Regions from separate parts of the Homo sapiens genome. Here region 1 is linked to region 2. A link is a contact called in ENCODE Hi-C or POLR2A ChIA-PET data. All regions are on one chromosome and are shown on one strand. The core of a region is the stretch at or near the end of the contact, and the rest is flanking DNA. Distances in the headings are between cores, read along the strand shown. Region 1 overlaps IKZF2 (IKAROS family zinc finger 2). Region 2 has its middle 55 kb from the start of SPAG16-DT.

Region 1 (6,497 bases), core at 1,759-4,258, 190 kb before region 2:
TTGCTTGGAATTAGGGTTACCACAAACTTTCAATTTGTAAAAAACGCAGTTATCTGTGAAGTGCAATAAAGTAAGGCACAATAAAGGAAGTTATGCTTGTATTTCCTTTCATCTGACTTTCTATATTACAAGAACTCAGGCTTATGAGTAAGCAAATAATTTGGATAGCAAACAGCTCCCAAAATAATCAATTCAGAAGCAAATAGCTTGCTCTAACTTATGGAATATTCATATAAAGAATATGTATTTGTATATCCAGAATGTGGTTTCTTACTTGGATCTCAAATTCTAACCCTAATGCCAGTTGTGTGTGAAGCCTAGGTTACGTTAAATTAGGAAATAGTTGTACCTAACTCACAGCATTTCTGTGAGTATATATTTTTTTTAATCCATATGGAAAACTCAAGGTACTTAACACACAATAAATGATCAATAAGTGGAAAATCTTTTTTTTTCCCTGTAGCAGTCAACATCTTCTAACATATTATATGATTTTTTAACTGATTCTTGCCCGTCTCCCCTTATTAAAATGTAAGCTCCACAAAGACAGTCTTGCAGTCCACAATCTCACAGAGCTTACATTCGAGTGAGGTGGGATGGCACAGACAACATGTGTATAAACTAAACACCAACATAACCACAGATTCTGATTCAAGCTTTTTATTAAGATAGAGATAGCAAAATAGAACTAAGGGGATGCTTCTGGTAGGTTGCTTATGGATGCCACTATTTTCAAAGAGATGACATTTAAACTAACATCTGAAAGATAATAAGGCAACTATGCCAAGATCTTGGGAAAACGCTGAAGGTGTTGACTTCTAGGATCATCCATTAGTTCAAAAACAGTAGGAAAGAATAAAGAAACCTCGGGTTGCAAAGAACCCAGAGTGAGGCGTAAAGTAGTAGAAGATCAGACAGTAGAAGTGGGCAGAACCACCAATGGCCATGATTAGTAGTTTGATTTTATTATAAAAGCAATGGAAAACCATTAAAATATTTTAAGAAGAGGAGTGACATGGTTTAAATCAGATTTTAAAGTAACATTCTGGTTGCTATCTGGAGAATAGATTGGGAAGCAGGAGTATAGTGGCTGAGAGCAGAGACCCTAGATTCAGACAGACCAGAGCTTATATCTCAGCTTTCATGAGTATATTGGAAGTTGGATAAAATGTAAACATATAGTTATCAAGGTATGATTTTTTTTGCTATATCAGATCATAATTTTTAAAGTACTCTCACAAATATAATTTATACTATTGTTAGATTTATTTTGTTCTAAGCTGCTATATGTCTTCAAGCCTCATGATAGATTTTTGTTTATAAGAGCATGATACAATTCTTGTTTTATTGTGCTGTGGGTGTGTATGTGTGTGTTTGAAATCTAATCCAATAATACATTGTTGCCAAACCATGGAAAATAAAAGAAAAATAAGGTGAAAGTATAATCTGTATAAGCTGAGGAGGCATACATGTAATATGTAAAATGACTGCGTGAGGACATTAGGTAACATCTCTTTCTTTAAACTTGACTCTACTTATCTGCAAAATAAGGCCCTTAACATAATGCTTGTCACAAAATAAGAACTTATTAAATATACCCATAATTTTTAATTTTTGTAATAGACTAATACTTATCATGTACTAGGAAACATACTCAACCACCATTGACCTCCATGAATCTTTAAAACCTTTCTAGTTAATATAAGAATATTCAAATAAAATAATCTGTCCATTAATTCATTCAATCAATATGGTATATAAGGGATGAAGATGCAAAATCTCTTCTTTGAGATGCTGGATCTAGGACCTTTTATTCTTATCCAGTTGCTTATAATCATTATCATCATATTTCTATACAATTTAAAAGGACTCCACTCTGATAGATTTCTGATACCTTACATAAAACTTTAATTATATTCTAAATATATTTTACATGCTTATGATGAATGATACTTGGTTTTTATCTTTCTTATTTGTCTGATTTTCTACCATTTGAGAGTTTTCTTACAGTATTTGGCAAGATAGTATAGGCTGTGGATGAACAGGTTTCTTTGACTCACATACACAGATCAAGTAGGAAAAATTGAAAGAAATGGTAAAGGTTAGGTTAGAAAAAAACATCCAAACAAAACACACCACACACACACACACACAAGTCCCAGTGTGTCATGCCCTTCTGGATACTAGGTGAGTAATAAAGTTTGCGTGCAGCCTCTCCACTTCTGTTGTGGAGTTCCAAACATGCCAGGCCTGCAGACTCATGGTGTGGAAGGGAAAATGTGAAATGGCCAAAGTTAAGACTGTCCACACTAAATCCATGCAGGGTACAAAACTGTGGTAGCAAGCTTTGGAATGAGGACAGTGTAGATTATTCAGAACAATGAGAAAGCAGCTAAGAATCTTGTCCATTTCTTTAGAACTCCTGATAATAAAGGAGGAAGGAAAGCTTCCTACAATAAATTGATCTTCTAAATGACTTGCACCAAAGTGAAAAGAGCTGCATAGAATTATAAAAGAAAGGCTTATTAATTCCTTCTAGAAATAGGGTCTGAAAGAAGCATGACTACTACAATTCATAAAAGATGTGATTGTATATGCTATTAAAAGTTTTACTTTCTTTTATTAGAAACAATAACGAAGAGTAGATACATAATGGTTATTGGTCTGGGGTAGGGGGAAAGAGGCGTTCTACCTGGTGGAAATCAAATGGGCTGTCTTACAGCCGGCCTGACTGAAAGTGGCTTTTACCTTCTAGGTAAATTTCAATGAGTAGGACCTCAAGTGTGTGTTTTAAGAGTCAAGAATGAAAATATTAATCCCATCTCCTTTCTTCAGTGTTTATTGCAAAGCATACAGTGAGGCACCAAAGGCATCAGTATCAGAATTTGATGGATGAAATCAGCACAGCACAGTTATGCAAATCATGTGTGCAACTGACACTGCTTGTGTAATTATCAGTATAATCCACCTCTATCAGCCACCTCCAGGAAGGAAAGGAGGGGCTAAGGGTAGGGAAAGTTCACACTTGGGAGATCACCCAGAAAGTGGGCCAGGTGCCAGGTCTACAATCAGTTTAAAATAGTTCCTTCTCATGAGAAGCCTGCAAGACAAATTATACTACATTTAATGCACCATCACTATTATGAATGAGCTGCACTGGATTCAATTTCTAAACCAGCATAATTTAATTCAATGTTTCTATCCTTAAAAAAAAAAAAAAAGTCATGGTGGTCTGTTTTGTTTTGTTTTCTTTTCTTTTCTTTTCTTTTTTGAGACAGAGTCTCACTCTGTCACCCAGGCTGGAGTGCAGTGGCAGGATCTCTGTTCACTACAAGCTCCGCCTCCCAGATGCACGCCGTTCTCCTGCCTCAGCCTCCCGTAGCTGGAACTACAGGGGCCTGCCACCACGCCCAGCTAATTTTTTTGTATTTTGAGTAGAGACGGGGTTTCACCGTGTTAGCCAGGATGGTCTCGATCTCCTGGCCTCGTGATCTGCCCGTCTCGGCCTCCCAAAGTGCTGAGACTACAGGCGTGAGCCACCGTGTCCAGCTGGTCTGGTTTTAAAATAATGTAAATAGGAAAACAACCGATTATCATAATCTTCTGGCCAAGTACCTAATTTTCAGAAATTTTTGTCCTCAATCATTCCACAAAACTATCACTACTATTAATATCCAAAGGTGTATAACTTGCAGCTATCCCATCTTATACAAAACATTTTGCATGATACATACACTGAAGAAGTTATTTATGTACTTTTTTTCTGGAAGTCATTACAAAAAAAAAAAGTGAAGTAATATGGAAGCAAATGGATGAAGGATTGAGGGAAAAAGAATTATAAGAAAGACAAGAAAGAGCAGACCACAACACTCAAAAGAAGAAGGGAAGATAATTTAAATAAAACAAAATAGAAACTGGTGTATTATAAAAGAGAGTAAGTGATGACAAATGCTACAGTACATTAGAAAATACTTTAGCTTATGAAATCACTGATCAGTTGTCAATTTAAAGAAACGATGTGATTGTGATAATAAATTCCTTAGTAAGAGACAACAATGCGTTTGAGGGTACACTACTCTCATGACAAATTAAGAGACTATTTCTATGAGATTTAAAACTAGAGCAACTAACATTATGTTGTTTCTTTAAACAATATGGTCAAAGATGAGCTCCATCTTGATCCAAGCCACATGGTAATTTTTTTTTTTTATTTTTAAGAAATTTGAAGATATGAAGAAGACCATCTTGTCTTACCAGTTTCTCTGAGGGCATGTAGCATATACCTTAAAAATGCATGTTAGTTTGAAATTCTATTAAAGATAAATGTGGAAATATATTTAAACATAGGATGAGTCATAATACTTTACAGGAATTTTCTCATAATAGGTGAAGGCATAACTGAACAAAATATAAACTAGGCTATTTAATTGGGATTTTTAAAAGTCAATATTAGGAACTAGTATAAGCATTCAATATTTCTGAGCTATTTTTGTGGATAAAATATAGTCCTTGGAACTATAGGGACTTGAAAAATAAAGATAGTCCATATATATATATATACTAAAAATGTTTTTTAGTTGGGAGGAAGTTGTTGTTTTAACAGATGGGGATTTATATGGTACATCTGGTCCAGTTCCTTTTTATGGAACAGAATAGCTTTAAACTGACAATTAGACATAAACAACAAACTTCATAAGCTGAAAATTGTCAAACACTGAGTAGGTCACAAAGTAGTGTTGTAAAAATCAACATTCCTAAAGTGTTTGGAAGTAAGATAGATACATGTTCAGAATAGTTTAGGCATATCAACCCTAAGTCAAAAGAACTTTGACATTGTAAGGTTCCTCAAATCTCTCTTACTCCAAAGTTATGTGATACAGATAACTAATTTTACAAAGTAGTTATTTTTAAGTGATATACACAAATAAATAATTATATCATATGCTCAATGCTGGTTCAATTGAAAGCTGAGGTTTTACTTAGAATTTAATAGCATTATTGAAAATATGAAATAATTATTTTCTTAAAATGAGGATGAACAAAAATATTAGAAAACAATTCCTTTACTTATTTTCTTACTTAAGGACATTTTACTTATAAATCTTTGAAAAATAACTTAGTTTTAGAACAAGTATCTTAAATATATGGTTCTCTTAATAAGTATTTGGCTTTTTTAGATTTATAAGAGACAATGAATAAATGTCTTTGGGAAATTAAGATTTTTAATTTTCAAATGTATTTGGATGATTCCGTTTTTGAGCAATACATAATTTTCATAGTAATCTGAACCAGTATAATTCTTAGCCAAAATTGAATTTTTCATCTGGTAGAAAAATATTTTGAGACTCTATGAGATGCATTCTGTTTTTTTAACTTTTATTTTAAGTTCAGAGGTACATGTGCAGGTTTGTTATATAGGTAAACTTGTGTCATGGGTTTTTTTTTTTTTTTGGTATAAATTATTTTGTCATCCAGGTATTAAGGCTAGCACCATTAGTTATTTTCTCCTGATTCTCTCCTTCGTCCCACCCTCTACTCTCCAATAGGCCCCAGTATGTGTTGTTCCCCTCTATGGAGACACATTCTTACTCATCATTTTTCTCTTTATAATTTATAAAAAGAAATGTTTAACACACATATATGTTTCTCATATATTAAAATTATACACTCTTCTGTTTTAAACCTTTAATTTGGGTACAGCATAAGAGTATATACAAAATATACCTGAAATGCTAATTAGAAAAAACATGTAATTCTATTTCCTCCTAGAATTTTTAAAATAACAAGTATGCTAAATATTATTTTGACTAATAGGGGTCCAGGGCTTAATTTAAACACTATCCCCTCAGAGTATTAGGTATAATAAAGAAAGTAAAAGGTGTAATATATATAATGTACAAAATATAGTAATCAAATTTATAAGAATGAAAGAACTATAATCACCTATAAAACTGAAAAATCTGAGACAAAACTAATAAAAATCATTTTTGTAGCAGAAGCATTGATTCATCATTAAATAGTCACTTAAGGGTGGGCGCAGTGGCTCACGCCTGTAATCCCAGCACTTTGGGAGGCTGAGGCAGGCGAATCACCTGAGGTCAGGAGTTCAAGACCAGCCTGGCCAACACGGTGAAACCCCGTCTCTACTAAAAATACAAAAATTAGTTGGGCGTGGTGGTGCACGCCTGTAATTCCAGCTACTTGGGAGGCTGAGGCGGGGGAACCACTTAAACCCAGGAGGCGGAGGTTGCAGTGAGCCGAGATCACGCCACTGCACTCCAGCCTGGGCCACAGAGTGAGACCCTGTCTCAGAAAAAAAAAAAAGTCACTTAAATACTATGTTAAAAGTTCACATGAAGCAAAGTAGATGATTTGTATAGTAAATCTCAAGATTACTGAATAGCAAGAGTTTCAAGTATAGACTAATACCTTTTATTTTCCTATAACTTTATGTAATGTATCTCTGGGACATGTTTTTAAAAGTGCAGTTCACTTTC
Region 2 (6,860 bases), core at 605-3,104:
CATTTAACATACCAAAGCATCATTTTCTAAAAGGTAAAAGCGGGTGTCGAATTAGATGAATTCCAAAATCTCTTCCAACTTTAACCTTATAAATAACCCTTCTTTTAATGTTCTCACTTAAAAACTATCTAAGATAAGTAATGGAACTATCAGGGTATGCTCCTCTCTGTATTTGTCAAAATTTCATATACTTTTGAGGGAAGTAAATTAGATTCATCTGGTCAGATCGTCTGTTTTACTTGTATTACCTAGGGGCCAGAGTAGTTGAAAAACATGATTAATAAACAAAATGAAACTGAGGTTGTGACATAAGGAAGTTCACGTGACACGAGAGGGCATGAAGGAGGAAATTCACTACTAGAATACACTATGATAGGATATGATGATCCTGGGTTCAAAAGAAACAGAACTATTATTAAGAAAGGTATGGTAGAGCAGTACGGTGAAGATATATTCCTTCAGGAAAATCTATAGAATTGTGGAGGGTATGTGTGTGAGGCTAAAAAGAGATTAGAAACAAAATTAGGCAGTATCTCCCAGTGGTTACCAGGCTGAACTTTGAAGTTGATTGCCTGGGCTCCTATCTTGAATATGTCACTTATAGCTGTGGAACCCTGGACAACTTATTTAATCTCTTTGTCCTTCAAATTCCGTATATGTAGAATGTGGGTGATGATAATACCTACCACATAGGGTTATTGTGAGGATTAAATAAGATTAAACGCAAATCTCCAGGCATAAAGAAGGTGCTCAATAAAAATTAATTATTATTATCACTGTAGAAGAGTATTAGAGAGAACTTGACCAAAGAAAGTGAATAGATAATATTCACCTGGTGCAAATGACAAGTTGGACTTTAAGTGCACATTTAACTGAAAATCTAATTTCTTGAAAGCTGAGCATTTGATAAGGTCTTGTTTTATCTCACTGATAGTTTTCATCCAGTAAAAGGTGAAGAAAGCTATTAGGGAAATTGGTACTGTTGGCCTATACATTTTCATATCGTCTGGAAGAAACACAATACAGGGCAATGTACTGAACGAAACCAGTGTAACTCCCCAGGAAACAGCTGACAAGATCAGATTTTAAATTGGTGAGACACAAGAAGAAAGGCTACCTACTTAAATATTACAATGATACTGACTGTCAGGATAATGTCAAAGGTACTAAAGTCTAAAATGAACTGTGATGTATGAAAAATGTTAAGGTGAACAAAAATGGAAAAATATGTAAAGGAGTTTCCGGGGAAGCGGAATTAGTGTATGTGGTGTATATTCTTTGGCAAAAGCTACTACTAATGAGGAAAGCTTGAAGCCTGCTGGGGAAGGAGATGATCAAACCCAGCTGCTATTTAGTAGAAAAGGGATAAAGACCCTAAACTTCTTCCACATTAGATTTAAAGTTGTGGCAATTGCTGGGATTAGCATTGTCCTATGTCTTTTAACATACAAAGGCAATTTCTCTCTAAGATAAAGTTACCATAAACGTAGGAAGAAATGGGGCTGTTGGGCTGACTCCTACACCAGGTCATGTTGGTGAATGAGAATCACGATTCTGAATTAATGAGGCAATATAATCCATGAAGGATACAGAATAGATGCTGTCCCTATTAACCAGGGAACAGGTTATGTGAGGCAGTCTAGTAAGTTCAAACACTGCAACCCAAGTAACATGAGAAAAGGGCATGACAGTCAAGGTTTAAGAAAACTATAATGGGCAGAAATGGTATTTACCATTGGCAGCCCTGGGAAAGTTCAGCAGACAAGGAAAACTTACCCTAGTGCTAACCATATGGAAGCAAATGAAGTATGTTTTCTACTAGCTAGGTTTCACATAAACACCAGGCCTTTGCAGTTGGTGACCACACCAGGATCATGGTCTCATGCAAGAGTGCACTTGCCATCAGGAAGTGATTATGACTCCTCCAACCTCAAGGGAGCAGGTGTGGGTCCTGGCTTGAGTGTTGAGAAACTAAAATCAATTCTTCTTGAGTATAAAAAAGCATTTGGGAGGGAATCCAGCACTGGAGAAGAGCAGAGGAAATGACCTTACTTTTATTGAGATAGATGTAGCCTGGAGCATGTCCCTCTCTAACTATGTTTAAAGGACCATTTTTCCCCAACTTCATCATGGGCAGATACCTTTGTAAAATAATAATAATGAATTATTTGAAAAATAAACAGCAAATCTAGACATACAATATAAAGCCCTAATTATAAACTATACCAATTGTTCACTGAAAGTATGTGCACTGGTGATTAATATAGACTCTACCTATACATTGAGAGCACTGAACAATGTCTTCACTGGTACTCCCCAAACTTAGGACATATGATACATATTGAAAATAACAATGTATAAGATATCGCGGTGGAGTAAAGGGATTAGACTACTTAGGCCACCATAAGCTCCTCCTGGCTGTCCCAGGGATGAGACATACTTTTAAGTTTGAGGGGAAAAAATTAGGCTAAGGCCTTGTGTTTATGTAAAGAACACAGTGTAAGAAATCTTTTCTAGCTCTCTCTGTGTGTGTGTGTGTGTGTGTGTCTGCACATGCATGCATGCTTCATAAGAAAGAGTACTTAATTATAATTTTTTTTTTTTTTTTTTGCTCTGTCACCCAGGCTGGAGTGCAGTGGTATGATCTCGGCTCACTGCAACTTTAACCTCTCAGGTTCAAGTGATAATTACAATCTTTATTCAGATAAAGTCTTACTCTCTATGATCAACAAACTGCAGATAAGATTGGAAGTCTTGAAACAAATCTTTTTCTACATAATATAGGTGGCTGGAAATTTGGATTAAGTTGCAGCACTCTTTCATGGAGAACCTGTACGATAATCCTGGTGAGGATGCCCCCATACAATCCAAACAGGAGCCTGACTTGTAATGTCGACATTCTTGCACCGTGTTAAAATGCACACACTATTCTTAATATATTACCCTTCAAGTCAGAAAGAATTAACACTAAATTTTATTTGTGCAAGATTTTCATTTTACATTTAATTTAATGAGCAGTATCACATTTTATGGTCACTGTTTTTCAATTTTTAATACTCAAAAGACATTGGTAATGTGCTGACTTGACATAAGGAGCACATAGCAGCAAATGGTGGGATCAGGTGTGGAACTCTGGAATGCTATAATCCCAAAGCAAAGGTCCTGTCAGGTAATAAGAAATCAGATCACCCTGCATCCTCTTTCATGACTCAGCCTAGATGATGCCTATCCATATCACAAAAGAACTCAAGGATTTAAAATGCTGGGAATGGGGAGTGATAAAGCAAGTCTTAGATGACTTCTGTGAAGCAGAGTTATGGGAATAAAATAATCAAATATATAGCATAGTGAGAAGCACTATAGTAAAATGCATAAGTGAGCACTATATGGCCTAGATATCTGGATCTGAGTCCTGGCTTCACAACCCGTTATCTGTCATTTGTTAAATGATAAAGTTATATAACCTCTTTATGCATCTACTTCGTATCTCTGATGATAGTGTCTTTCCTCATAGCAAGATTTGGAGAATTAAAAGAAATAATACACTTACAGCCTGGATAATAGTAAGTGGTATTTTTAAATGGTAGGTATTTTAACAACTCCAAACCAACTTAGGTCTAAATAAAATGTGCAGAAAATCTCTGTTTTTACTACCGCAAATATTAATATCCTATTTGGGGAAATGTGATTGCCCAGAGACAGTTTTGTGATTGGCTGTCTGCTGTTATTGATAACAAAGAGATTATCAGAATCAGTAGTGCTGGGGCCCTCACCAGGGTCTCAAACAGTGTTAGCCTTTCTGGAAGAGCAGTGGCTGATATTTGTTGAGCACTGGTTATGAGCCACGTGGAAAACTAAACATTGAAATGCATTATTGTCTCTTTTTATCCTTACAAAACTCTTTGAGATAGGAAAAATTGGTATCATTTTTAAAGAAGATGAAATAATAACAGAGATTTAAGGAATTTGCCCAAGGTTAAAAAAAAAAAAAGGTGATAAATTGCAGAGCCAGTATTTAAAACTGGCAGTCTAACCTCAGAGTATCTATTAATACATTGATACTATACTCTATTTCCTCTTGATGAATTCTTTAACATTTTCTTCTCTAACGTGTGTACAGCAGTCCCTCCTTATCTGCTGGGGATATGTCCCAAGAGTTCCAGTGGATGCCTGAAACTGTGGATAGTACCAAACCCAAGCACTGTGGTACCGTAGCAGTTGTTCTGATCACCGAGGCAGTTAAACAGTGACTGACGGGCATATAGCATAAACAATGTGGAGATGCTGAACAAAGAGATGACTCACGTCCCAGCTGGGACAGAATGGGTCCATGCAAGATTTCATCACACTACTCAGAACGGACGATTTAAAACGTATGAATTATTTTTTCCTGGAATTTTCAGTTGAATATTTTTGAACCATGGATAAATGAAACCATGAAAAGCAAAACCACCAAGAAGGGGAAACTACTGTATTAAGAGTGAACCTAAGGGTGACCATTGGTCACCACTGAGTTATCCTTCCCTTCCTTATCTGGCTGCTCACCTGAAGTAAATTGAAGTAAACACAAAATCAAATAGAAAAAATTGAAATATCAGTTTCTCATTTTCCCCACGAATGTGTTCAAATAACTCAAGTTTTCATTTGGTAAAACATGGAGCCTCAATTTCCTCGCCTATTAACGGTAGTAATAACTAACTTATAGAGTTGTTACGACCATTAAATAAAATTTGTGTCAAGTACCTAATGAGATTTAAGGAATTTGCCCAAGGTAAAAAAAAAAAAAAAAAAAGGTGACAAATTGCAGAGCCAGTATTTAAAACTGGCAGTCTAATCTCAGAGTATCTGTTAATACTTTGATACTATACTCTATTGCCTCTTGATGAATTCCTTAACGTTTTCTTCTCTAACATGTGTACAGCAGTCCCTACTTATCTGCTGGGGGTATGTCCCAAGAGCCTCAGTGGATGCCTGAAACTGTCTGGCATATAGGAGGTGCCTGGAATATAGAATAAGCAGCTATTCCCATGATTGTTGTTATGTCCTGGAGAGAGCTATATGTGTCCTTAGAGTAAGGAAAAGTGGCGAGTTGAACTTAGAATAAAAAAATAACGATTTGAAGGAAGCCATGGGTGGTTTAAAGAGAAGACTTCAATAATGCTTATGGCAACACCATGCAGATTTTTATTCACTTCTAGGGTTATTCAAATTCTCTCTTTCCTGCTATTCTCCTTGTTAAAATCTGCGTCCTTTTGAAGCATATGGGTAGGTATCATATTGTGTGTGAAAATTAAAGAGGCACTAGTCTAAAAATACGTAACCTGGATTCTATTTCTGGTCTAGCTATAGGCTCCTGTGAGTTTATTAATAAGTGTATACCTCAATTTCTTATATATAGGTATAAAACTAACTCCTTATAGAAATTTTGAAGTGATGATATAGCATCCATAGATCTCTGAGTTCTCTTGAAGTAAGCAGTGTATATAAGAAAGGTTTATATTATTAGGTCATATATGTTTCAGTTAAAAAAGTGCTTTGGTGACAGAAAAGCTATGCTTATAAACAGGAAACCGTGTTTATTAATGGAAATTTACTTTTTTGTGAATTTTTGAGTTTTTTAATATGTTTAATATATTGTTTAAATGATGTTTAACTTTTTTAAAATTAAAAATTATTGAACACTGATGAAAGAAATTTAGAAAATACCTACCTTACATCACCATGTTGACTTCACGTTGCTAAGGCAGACATGAGTTAGATTAACATTATGTAAGGACTTAAATTAATTGTTTCATTTGTCTTATTAAATGCATTTTATTAATGGTTAATGATCTTAATTCTCAACTTTGGAATTAGATAAATGAGCAAAGATTTTTACATTATTTTACCACTAGATTCTTTTACTTTTTATTATCCTAGGATAATAGGATAATTATTATCCTATATAATAATTGTATTATATAGGATAAATATTGTAGGTTCCTCTACAAATATGTGATAATCAGACATTCTAATCATCTGTGGAGGTTTAAATATAAAATATATTTAATATGTATATACATGTTAGGGCTTCGTCCCCACAAATTCTGTTCAGTTAGCCTGCCTTGGGAGCTATGCATTTAAAATGGTCCCCAGGTGACTCTAAAATGTGTCCCTAATTAAGCTGTCTTTTTGCTTTCATAGATCTTTTAATTCTAAAGGTAAGGTTAGCTTTTCTCTAGTATTAGCAGGCACAGCTGGAGAAAGAACATGCTATTGATTCCCCAGAAATTCTGTTTTCCAATCTTATGTGAGTTTGGCTAGAGTAGAAAAATAAGAATGTGGGAGATAATTAATAGAGTATCTAGATTCCTGAGGGCCCATCACCATGTCCACCTATGTACAAACTAGAACTGCTTTTGTGTTCTCTTGTTCTGCTTGATCCTTACAACATTTGCCCACCTGCTGAGTGAATTTTTAATACACCAGTGCGAGCATTTAGAGTTCTTGTTAGAAAATGGTTTGACAGCAGTACATGATATCTCAGTTCAATGTAGCAAAAATATTTGTGTTTTATGAAGTATTTTCTTGAACTTTGATATTTTTAGGTTTGCTTTTATTATATTACTCCTTAAATATAATAACTCATTGTAATATCTTAAGTGTTATTATAATGTAACAAAAATGATATGTTCTTGAGAGGGGATGGGGTTGCCTAACATACGGCCAGGAGTGGGCAAAGCACTCTGTAATCTGTAAATAATAAAAAAAAAAGTGGAATCAAATTAAAAATCACCTTCATGAATTTAATGAATCATAAGATGTTGATCCTTGCACAACAGTTTGTTATGCACACATTTTGCATACCACACCTTTTGCAA

What was found. Hi-C counts contacts between places; a loop is a spot of excess contacts on that map. ChIA-PET counts read pairs that join two places held with the same protein, here RNA polymerase II (POLR2A). Pooled maps may share reads with other maps.
Region 1: a loop to region 2 is called in a map of Ramos, with 2.2 times the contacts of the local background. The contact joins two enhancer-like sites. A Hi-C loop is called at or near these places in 8 of 168 maps with a recorded cell type or tissue (B cell, GM12878, GM13976 and 3 more), 32 of 37 single-sample maps with no recorded cell type and 9 of 50 pooled maps. POLR2A ChIA-PET finds 5 or more read pairs at or near these places in 2 of 52 experiments (GM12878 and OCI-LY7).

The regions. Positions count from the first base shown.
Region 1 is chr2:213,034,808-213,041,304 of GRCh38, forward strand. The region is part of intron 6 of IKZF2 (IKAROS family zinc finger 2); the gene reads right to left. Among named protein-coding and RNA genes, the nearest start is that of MIR4776-2, 110 kb to the left of the region's middle. RefSeq lists an enhancer at 3,076-3,345. Within about 2 kb of position 3,009, at least 6 of the 41 ENCODE cell types and tissues checked have a DNase peak (open chromatin) inside an H3K27ac peak, as active enhancers do; they include B cell, GM12878 and OCI-LY7, where a contact is called at or near this core.
Region 2 is chr2:213,225,742-213,232,601 of GRCh38, forward strand. No RefSeq gene overlaps it. Among named protein-coding and RNA genes, the nearest start is that of SPAG16-DT, 55 kb to the right of the region's middle. Within about 2 kb of position 1,855, at least 3 of the 41 ENCODE cell types and tissues checked have a DNase peak (open chromatin) inside an H3K27ac peak, as active enhancers do; they include B cell, GM12878 and OCI-LY7, where a contact is called at or near this core.